3 separate regions of the Homo sapiens genome follow, and regions 1 and 3 are each linked to region 2. A link is a contact called in ENCODE Hi-C or POLR2A ChIA-PET data. All regions are on one chromosome and are shown on one strand. Each heading gives the region's core, a stretch centred on a gene start or an enhancer-like site at or near the end of the contact. The rest is flanking DNA. Distances are from core to core; before and after follow the strand shown. Region 1 overlaps FUBP1 (far upstream element binding protein 1). Region 2 overlaps MIGA1 (mitoguardin 1). Region 3 overlaps NEXN (nexilin F-actin binding protein).

Region 1 (2,926 bases), core at 288-2,787, 120 kb before region 2:
GAAATAAAATAGTGCTTAAGTAAAGAAACTGAATAGGAGAACATATACTCTCTCTTCTCAATTTTTTATTTAGAAAATTATATACCTTCAGAAATTGGGGAAATAAGGCATCAGACACTCAGCTTCATCATTTTTTAAAAGTTTGCTGTATGCGCTTTATATGTATGTTTTTTGTGTATGAACCATTTCAAAGTAAGTTGCAGACAAGACAGTTTGCTCTAAATAAACTCAATGTCTGGGCACAGTGGTTGACGCCTGTAATCCCAGGACTTTGGGAGGCCAAGGCAGGTGGATCACTTGAGTCCAGGAGTTCAGGACCAGCCTGGACAACATGGCAAAACCCCATCTCTACAAAAAAAGAGAAAAATGTCAGCTAGGCATGGTGGGCCTGTAGTCCCAGCTACTCTAGAGGCTGAGGTGGGAGGATCACCTGAGCCCTGGGAGGTTGAGGCTGCAGTGAGCCATGATTGCACCGCTGCACTCCAGCCTGGGTGGCAGAGTGAGACCCTGTCTGAAAATAAATACCCTCAATATTATCACAAACATACAGACTATATTTAAATTTCCATAGTTGTCAGGAATATGTCTTTTGTCGTCTGTGTGTTTTGTTTAATTCAGAGTACATTCAAGATTCATGCGTTGCATTTCATTGCTATATTTCTTTAATCTCTTAATTCAGCAAAGTCACCTTATTTGGAAAAAGACCTGATTGTGAAAGCTGAGTTTTATGTGTTTTCATTGATCTTGTTCTTTATTCCTTGTCAGGTTACTTTTAATAACATTGTGTTGTAATTGGAATAAATTATTAATACTTTTAACATCTTATTATGTGTGTGTGTACATACACTTTATAGGTTACTAATCAGGAAAAAGTCTTGGCTAGGTCTTAATACAGTCTTTAAATCATTGCCTTTAAGTGGGCTTAAAGTTTTTCAAAAATGTTCTTTTTGTAATTCTGGAATCGAATTAAGATTATGCCTAAATCTTTACCTTCCTTAGCTAAAGCAGTGTGGATTTGGGGTTGATTCTGTTTTTTTACTAATAATGACGCTCTAGAACTAAAAGTTAACGATTAATTATAAGGCAAAAAGAAAAGAGCGTTCTTTTTTTTTTTCTAATTGCAGAGTAGTTTCCTGACACTACTAAATGAATATTTTAAATAAAACAGGAGTAATTCTGACCCTCTGTGCTTTTGTCTTATAACCTGTACTTACAGTGGATGTAATTTTATATTAAAGTTTAGGGGTTTTTTTTTTTGGTCAACAAGGGCAAACACAAGATTATTCAAAGGCTTGGGAGAAATATTACAAGAAGCAAGGTATTGTTTTTATTAGAAATGAGATGTTGGGCTTATAATTGTGGTTACAGCAACAAAGTTCTTTTTTTTCAAAGGTCAGGCAGTTCCTGCTCCGACTGGGGCTCCTCCAGGTGGTCAGCCAGATTATAGTGCAGCCTGGGCTGAGTATTATAGACAACAAGCAGCCTATTATGCCCAGACAAGTCCCCAGGGAATGCCACAGCATCCTCCAGCACCTCAGGTATAATGTAATTGCTAATTTGTTGATTTCTACTCCAGTCTGTTTTCTGCATGTTTACTGTTTGTCTGTTTGGGAGTGTTTGCCTTTTAAATTTTTATCTGGCAAAGTATAATAACTATTTAAATGAAGTACTACGGTGTATTGTTTGGGTTTTTTTGTTTTTTATAATGCTTTCCAGCATCTGAGTGGTGAATATTTCTGCAATGCCTTTGATTTTAAAAATAAATTTTCTTCCCCCAGGGATTTGCAAATCATGCAAGAAGCCACCACCATTTATATTAACCACTTTTTCTTTCTTAAAGGATTCACTCCTGAATTAGCTCCATTTCAAGGATTTTCTTTAACTTTTTGTGTATTTCTTATGTATCTCTTCTGCACAGGGCCAATAATAAGAAGTGGACAATACAGTATTTGCTTCATTGTGTGGGGGAAAAAAACCTTTGTTAAATATATGGATGCAGACGACTTGATGAAGATCTTAATTTTGTTTTTGGTTTAAAATAGTGTTTCCTTTTTTTTTTTTTTTTTTGAAAATGTACAAAATATCTATCACTACTGATAGGAGGTTAATATTTCTGTGTAGAAATGAAAATTGGTTTGTTTTTAGTATTTAGTGTAGATGTACACATTCCAGCAAATGTATTTGCAATTATGTGGTTGATGCTTTGTGATATAAATGTACTTTTTCAATGTATACTTTCACTTTTAAAATGCCTGTTTTGTGCTTTACAATAAATGATATGAAACCTCCTGTGTCGGTAAGTTGGATATGTGGGTATTTAAAGGATTCATAATTTCTTAGCAATGATAAATTAAGATACATATACACAAATATATAAGCTTTCCCCATGAAATATTGAGTTTTTAAACACTGGCATGTTTTTCCCCCCTTGCAGTATAGTGGTAGATTGGAGGATCTTTTCCATTTATTGTATTGGCTCTTTCAGCACAAGTAATCCTGATATCTTCATTTTTTTTCCTTCTGTTTGATTAAAAACTGCATGTGTGTACAATGATCTTTTGGCATACTTCCATTGCATTAACAGTGAAATTTCCTTTTATACATGACCACTGTTTCAGACCTGTACTGCTGCTATAACAGTTAACCTTTCTGTTCTTAATTTGATAATACTTGATTTCCAAGACTGTTTCGGCATAACTAATTTTAAACAGTTTTCAGATAGTGAATATGAGTAGTCTAATAAGAACAGTTTTTTTCCATGTGAAGCAACTCTTTCAATGTATATAATGTTAGTGTGTTTCTTTCTAAATTTAGGATAGAAAAGTGAATAGTGTGCAAAAAGTATAGCTACATTGCATCTGCCATTGAAACATAAATGGGGTATGGAAACGTTCAAGCTTTTTTTTTTTCTTTATGCAGTATAGAT
Region 2 (3,440 bases), core at 394-2,893:
TCCAGCTGGGCCACAGAGCAAAACACCATCTCAAAAAAAAAAGGCTCTTTTTGGCCAGGTGCAGTGGCTCATGCCTGTAATTCCAGCACTTTGGGAGGCCCAGCTGAGTGGATCACCTGAGGTCAGGAGCTTGAGACCAGCCTGGCCAACATGGTGAAATCCCATTTCAGCTAAATATACAAAAAAATTAGCTGGGCGTGCTGGCGGGCGCTTTTAATCCCAGTTACTCGGGAGGCTGAGGCAGGAGAATCACTTGAACCCAGGAGGCAGAGGTTGCAGTGAGCCAAGAATGTGCCACTGCACTCCAGCCTGGGCAACAGAACAAGACTCCATCTCAGAAAAAAAAAAAGGCTCTTTTTGTGTTCTTAATTTATTCAGAATCCAGACCTGGCATGGTGGCTCATGTCTGTAATCCCAGCACTTTGGGATGCCAAGGAAGAAGGACTGCCTGAGCCCAGGAGCTCGAGACCAGCCTGGCAACATAGTGAGATCCTGTCTCTACAAAAAATTAAAAAATTAGCTAGTCATGGTAGTTCACGCCTGTAGTCCCAGGTACTCAGGAAGCTGAAATGGGAGAATCACTTGGACCCAGGAAGTTGAGGCTGTGGTGAGCCATGATCGCACCATTGAATTCTAGCCCAAGCAACAGAGCAAGACCCTGTCTCAAATAATAATAATAATTAATAATAATAGGATATGCCAGCAAGAGGCAGTATATCCATTATCATTTTTTATTTTCCTCCTACGCATGACAAGGTCAGAGATGAGGGAAAATCAGTAATCTTAGCTACATCTAGAATAATTATTTTTTCAAACCCTTCAGATAATTTCTAACCCGGAAAAAGGTAGATTTATAAAAAGCACCTTTTTTTACTTTACCAAAAAATAAGTTTAAACATGGCTTACCTTGTTTCATTAAATACAAATTTATATTACTATGAGAAAAATCAAATTAATTCCCAGAAAAAAAGAATGTTGTCTGCAGAATTGACTAACAATATCATTGTAAAACAACTTATGAACATGTGACATCCTCCTATCTATAACTATGAAATTTTTAAACCAGCTTAGAACAGGCCTCTTTAAACTGCTAGACTATAATTATAATAATGAATAGATAAGTGTTTACCATGTGCCTATGCTAAATATGTTATGTAATCTCACTTAATCCTCACAGTTTTATGAAGTTGATCCTAATATACTCCTACACATTACAGATGAAAAAGCTGAGTCTAAGCAAAGTCAAGGCTTGCTTAATGTCTCGGCTAGCAAGAGGGGTAGAGCCAGGATTTGAACCCATGCTTGTTTGACTCCAAAGCCCATATTCTTAATTACTAAGTTATACTATGTATAATTGAAATCATATTGGAGGTTTTCGTTAAGCCTTCAGAAGTTACAAAAAAAAAGTTTATCAATTATAATTTAACAATCTCTGAAAATAGAAGCTACAAATAAACATAAACATAACACTTCCAGATACTTTTAGCTAGAAGAACTTGCACAATAATGGAAATTTACAGTAATGTTATTTCATGTCTTCTCTGCATAACTTCCACGTTCTTTCTCATTCTGAGTTACAGTACCAGGTGCATACAAAGCCTGCCAGCAAGTGTTGACTTATATTTAACTCCCAGTGCTACAAGTAGCAACACAGAATGGCACCTGAGTCACAGGCATCCAACATGTAGATAAAACGTGCTGCCCTCTAGTGATTTCAACATCTCACATTCAGCACTAAACGGTCTTATAAGTGAATAAGGAAAACGTTTTCATTTTTAGAGAACTAACTCAAATCTTCATTTCATTTGTTTGTGATTGCACAACTCCTATATTCCTATAAGAGAAACAGAACAGGGCCAGGCATCGTGGCTCATGCTGTAATCTCAGCACTTTGGGAGGCTGAGGCGGGCAGATCACTTGAGGCCAGAAGTTCGAGACCAGCCTGCCAACATGGTGAAACTCCGCCTCAACTAAAAATACAGAAATTAGCCAGGTGTGGTGGGGCACGACTGTAGTCCCCAGCGCACCTGCAGTCTCAGCTACTTGGGAGGCTGAGGCAAGAGAATCACTTGAACCCTGGAGGCGGAGGTTGCAGTGAGCCAAGATCATGCCACTGCACTCCAGGCTGGGCATCAGAGCAAGGCCCTATCTCAAAAAAAAAAAAAAAAAAAAAAAGAGGAATAGAACAAATAACTATTGTTTAAGCCTGTATTAAACTCTTGGTGCACTAGCACTTAGAAATGCATGCAATAATGACTCATTAATTCAGGATGGTTAAGGAAATGCAGCATGGAACATGGCAAACAATAAATTATAGAATATGGAGTGGGTTATATTTTATGGGTGGAATTCATTCCTTAAAACATAATTCAAACCCTGCCTAATGCAAAGCTATTTTCTTATCATAGGAAACATTGTAAAGATGGCTTGAAATACAACTACTGTGCTATATTTCTTTTTGCAGGCATACTTTTAAACCACAATAATTATAATAAAATCTGTGTTTATGCTTTTAAAACACAAAATATTACTAGTAAACCATTTTGTATCAGTATCACCTCCTTCCAAAATATCAAAAATATTTCCTATTTTAATTATTTTTAGAGACTGAGTCTCACTGTTTCTCAGGCTGAAGTACAATGGCCCAATCGTAACTCACTGAAGCCTCGAATGCCTAGGCTCAAGGGATTCTCCTGCCTCAGCCTCCTGACTAGCTAGAACTACATGCACACACCACCATTCCTGGCTTAAATTTTTTTATAGAGACGGGGATCTCGCTATGTTGTCCAGACTGGGTCTTGAACTCCTGGTCTCAAGCAACCCTCCTGCCTCAGCCTCCCAAGTGCTGGGATTACAGACAGGCATGAGCTACCACACCCAGCCTGTTTTCTATTTTAACACAGATGACAGCACAGCTTAGGAATGCATTTGAATGTTTGCAATTTTAGAGCCAGGTTGTCAGAAGTTTTTCATTTTAAAAATAAAAGTCCTCCTATTTTAATACTGCTCTTTTATTTTCTCAGCATTAGTTCTAATATTTCCAGCATGTTTGCTGCTAAATTAACAGAAATGTCAGATCTTCTTTTCAGTATTTATCATATTTAATGGCTTCTTGGATGGCAATGTTACGGAATAGAAAATAGATTTAAAATTTAACCAAAGTAAAAACAACAACACAACCAAATCACTTGCAGAAGTTCCCATGCGTATAAACAACAGTATGGTTTATAGGCTATTCACAAAGGATAGTTAATATTTCTGGTTACCAGCTGAGGTGTCACGACCTATGTGGCAACAGAGAAACAGAGTTTAGAATTCAACAGGCCCACCAGCTTTGAAACTAAGTGATTCTTTAAAGAACTTTTTAAAAATTTTGTCCAGCCTAGACAACAAAGTGAGACCCCGTCTCTACAAAAGAATTAAAAAATTAGCCAGGCACA
Region 3 (3,435 bases), core at 915-3,414, 100 kb before region 2:
ACACATTATAGCCAGTGTGGTGGTGTGTGCCTGTAGTCCCAGCTACTCGAGAAGCTGAGGTGGGAGGATCCCTTGAGCCCAGTAGGTTGAGGCTGCAGTGAGGGGTTACTGTTGAGTATTAACTTTCCCAGAACAAATATAAAATGCGTATGTGTGTACTATAATTGGGGTTCAAGTATATCTACACAGAATCTCTTTGGTAGTAAAATAATGTTCTCATTTTGTAATTTTTGTATTTTTTTTTTTACTGTGAACTATGGTACCTTATACTAATCAGATAAAAGATTATTATCTAGAACTATTTTATGTAAAATTCCAGCTTTATGATTTTATCATTAAAGGTTTATTATTAAATTTACTATAATATCAATTGAAATGTATTATTTATTTAACAATACTATTTCTTTATTAAGTTGACCACCAGAAATATCTAAAATGTGCAGATATTATGCAGCTATACCCGAGTAATAACATTTTCAAATAAATGTCTAGAAAATTAAATTTTTATATATATAATTCTTAGAACATCATTCAAGAAAGCTGATCAAGAAAGTTCTGTAACTTTAAAATTACAAATATTCCATTTTTAGATCCTTTTTTTTTTTTTTTGAGACAGGGTCTCACTCTGTCACCCAGGCTGGAGTCCAGTGGCTCATTCATAGTTCGCCGTAGCCTTGATTTCCCGGGCTCAAGCAATCCTCTCGCCTCAGCACCCGGGGAGCTTGGACTACAGGTCTGTGCCACCACACCTGGCTAATTTTTGTATTTGTTTTTGTAGAGACATGGTTTCCACATGTTGCTCAGGCTGGTCTCAAACTCCTGGGCTCAAGGGATCTGCCTGCCTCAGCCTTCCAAAGTGCTGAGATTACAGGCATGGCCACCATGCCTGGCGCATTTTTAAATCTTAAAACGAGGTTTGGAATCAGTGTTTTCTTATTTCAGTTTTACTTTCTGTTGATAAATCTATTAATACCATAGTAATAATTAACATTTTCAAAGAACTTAGTATATGTAACAAACACCATTTTAAGTGCTTCCTAGATATTAACTTGTTTAACCATTTAAGAAATAGGCATTGAAAAAAAATCCAAGTCATTGTGGAAGTTAAAAAAAAAAAGAAGTAGGCGCTTTCATTTTTACCATTTTAAAAATGAAGAAACTAAGAGAGATTTAATTAATTAACACAGCGAGAGATTAAAACAGTTGTCCATGGTTACACAGTTAGTAAATGGCTGATATCTGAATCTAGACAATCTGGCCCCACAATCCATGCTCTTAACCACACTACACACACACACACACACACACACACACACAGACACACACACACAGAGGCATGCACACAAATATGCACACACATACACTTAATAGGACAAACTGCATATTCCACCGTAAACTGTTATTTTGATATGTTCAAACAGTTGAAAAACTGGACTGCTGAGGACAAGTTTACACTTATAATCAGTCCCGCACCCATGTCATTAAGTACTTTGCAGATTGAACTAACAGATGAAGGAAACCAGGTTCATTGAGTAATTATTTTGCATATTTATACATTAATAACAATGTATAAAAATAAAAATTTAAAGCATATTGGGTAAAATGCCCCAGAGTGAAAACTGGAAAACAGTATGGATTTTTTTTTTTGAGACAGTCTCATTCTGTTACCCAGGCTGGAGTGCAATGGCGTGATCTCAGCTCACTGCAACCTCCATCGCCTAAGTTCAAGTGATTCTCGTGCCTTAGCCTCCCAAGCAGCTGGGATTACAGGGATTTCACAGTGTTGGCCAGGCTGGTTTCAAACTCCTGACCTCAGGTGATCTACCCACCTTGGCCTCCCAAAGTGCTGGGATTACAGCATGAGCCACCGTGCCTAGCCTAGATGTATTTTATATATGAAATATGAATACAATTAGAAAATCAGCCCTTCTATATGTAAAATCTCTTTGAATTTGTAGTAGTAAACCTTATCTTAAGTCGGCTAACTTCATTAATATTAATTGTAAGGTTTAAATATGTAGATTTACCATTTGCCGCCTTGCTTCTTCAAAAGCACGCTTCTCTTCTTCTAAACGTTTTCTTGCTTCCTCTTCAGCTTGCTTCTTTCGGTTTTCTTGTCTTTGTCGCTCCAGTTCTTCAAAAGTTAGTTTCAATTTTCCGGGAGAAAGTGATTCTTTTTTTGCTTCACTTTCTATTTCATCATCCTAAGAAAACGTTATGAAAACCCACCTTTTAGTCATAAAGGAAAATGCTGCTAACTTAAACTGCCTTGATTTGTTTCTTAGAAAACAAACAAACAAAAATTTACCATAACTAATGAAAGACACTTTGCTTCCTTGAGAGATGGTCGTTGTTCTTCATATCTTATTCTTTTATCTTCCTCGTACTTGATCCTTTCTTTCTCTTCACGTTCTTTTTCTAGATCCTCAAAATTCTTTTTCATTTTTCCAGATGTTTTATATGATTTGACAGGTACCACAGTTATAAGTAGTGAATCATCTCCTTCCTATTTTATAAAATAGATAATTAGCCTATTTCTTCTTAATCAAAATTGGGTTTCATGGGACTTTACCTCCATCATAGGTGAATTTCATTACACTGTCATCAATGTTATTATGAAGAACATTTTTTTACAGATTATTATTAAATATCTCCTACTCTAAATTCTTTGTGCATTATGAGTTAATCTTGCTGAAATCCATTGCTGACGAGGTTCAAGAAGCATTCTATTTCCTAGAAGATGGAGTTAATACAGCTGTTTGGATAACGAAACTGCAGTGACATTGCCTGAATTAAGCTATTTGTGCACTAATCCACAAAATGTGCATGTGAATATACTCTAAATCAATTTGATGGTGGATAGATTCAGTTTAAACAAAAAAAAGTTTCCTCATATGATTTTTCTCTCTATGCAAGCTTTTAAATACTTAATGAAACCAGTATTTAGTGAGAAAAAAACACAGTATTTCCAAGTGATTTATTAAACATTTATATATATTATAGATAAACTCTCTGGTATTTGATTGTATTAAAATATTTTAAAATTATTATTTAATTCATTTTAATTATATAATCTGTTGTTGCCTCTGACTTTTTTAAAAACTAAGAAGAGTGGTGAAATGAAACACATGGCCCTGAGATAAAATTGCTCCCAATTTATGGGCTGTAGTTTTGGGCACACCATCAAATTGAAAGATTTTTAACTTATTCTGTTAGATAAAAGGGATGACTAAAATTTTTGTGGTTGTTGAACATTTCTTCTTGGTAACAGATACTGCACTCTGTACTATTATATAAAAACCAAAACATAAACTCTCAGGAACTCTGAGGAAAGAAGACAAATGATGAAAATAAAATTGCCTTTTTATAAATGTTAGCGTTCAACAATCTCAGCTGTTAGTAACAGTTCAAAAAATACGTTGTCTTGGCAGAGTA

The links. Hi-C counts contacts between places; a loop is a spot of excess contacts on that map. ChIA-PET counts read pairs that join two places held with the same protein, here RNA polymerase II (POLR2A). Pooled maps may share reads with other maps.
Region 1: a loop to region 2 is called in a pooled map, with 1.9 times the contacts of the local background. The contact joins two enhancer-like sites. A Hi-C loop is called at or near these places in 2 of 168 maps with a recorded cell type or tissue (colonic mucosa and psoas muscle) and 2 of 50 pooled maps. POLR2A ChIA-PET finds 5 or more read pairs at or near these places in 5 of 52 experiments (OCI-LY7, activated CD4-positive, alpha-beta T cell, activated T-cell and 2 more).
Region 3: a loop to region 2 is called in a pooled map, with 2.2 times the contacts of the local background. The contact joins two enhancer-like sites. A Hi-C loop is called at or near these places in 2 of 50 pooled maps. POLR2A ChIA-PET finds 5 or more read pairs at or near these places in 4 of 52 experiments (AG04449, OCI-LY7, Panc1 and 1 more).

What each region holds. Positions count from the first base shown.
Region 1 is chr1:77,947,767-77,950,692 of GRCh38, reverse strand. FUBP1 (far upstream element binding protein 1) reads left to right here. Exons shown (of 20, transcript NM_003902.5): 19 at 1,393-1,538; 20 at 1,919-2,926. The coding sequence ends at 1,927. Among named protein-coding and RNA genes, the nearest start is that of FUBP1, 30 kb to the left of the region's middle. Within about 2 kb of position 1,537, at least 5 of the 41 ENCODE cell types and tissues checked have a DNase peak (open chromatin) inside an H3K27ac peak, as active enhancers do; they include OCI-LY7, where a contact is called at or near this core.
Region 2 is chr1:77,823,719-77,827,158 of GRCh38, reverse strand. The region is part of intron 7 of MIGA1 (mitoguardin 1); the gene reads right to left. Among named protein-coding and RNA genes, the nearest start is that of MIGA1, 46 kb to the right of the region's middle. Within about 2 kb of position 1,643, at least 10 of the 41 ENCODE cell types and tissues checked have a DNase peak (open chromatin) inside an H3K27ac peak, as active enhancers do; they include OCI-LY7, where a contact is called at or near this core.
Region 3 is chr1:77,925,485-77,928,919 of GRCh38, reverse strand. It overlaps NEXN (nexilin F-actin binding protein), which reads right to left. Exons shown (of 13, transcript NM_144573.4): 7 at 2,309-2,506; 8 at 2,028-2,204. Among named protein-coding and RNA genes, the nearest start is that of NEXN-AS1, 38 kb to the right of the region's middle. Within about 2 kb of position 2,164, at least 3 of the 41 ENCODE cell types and tissues checked have a DNase peak (open chromatin) inside an H3K27ac peak, as active enhancers do.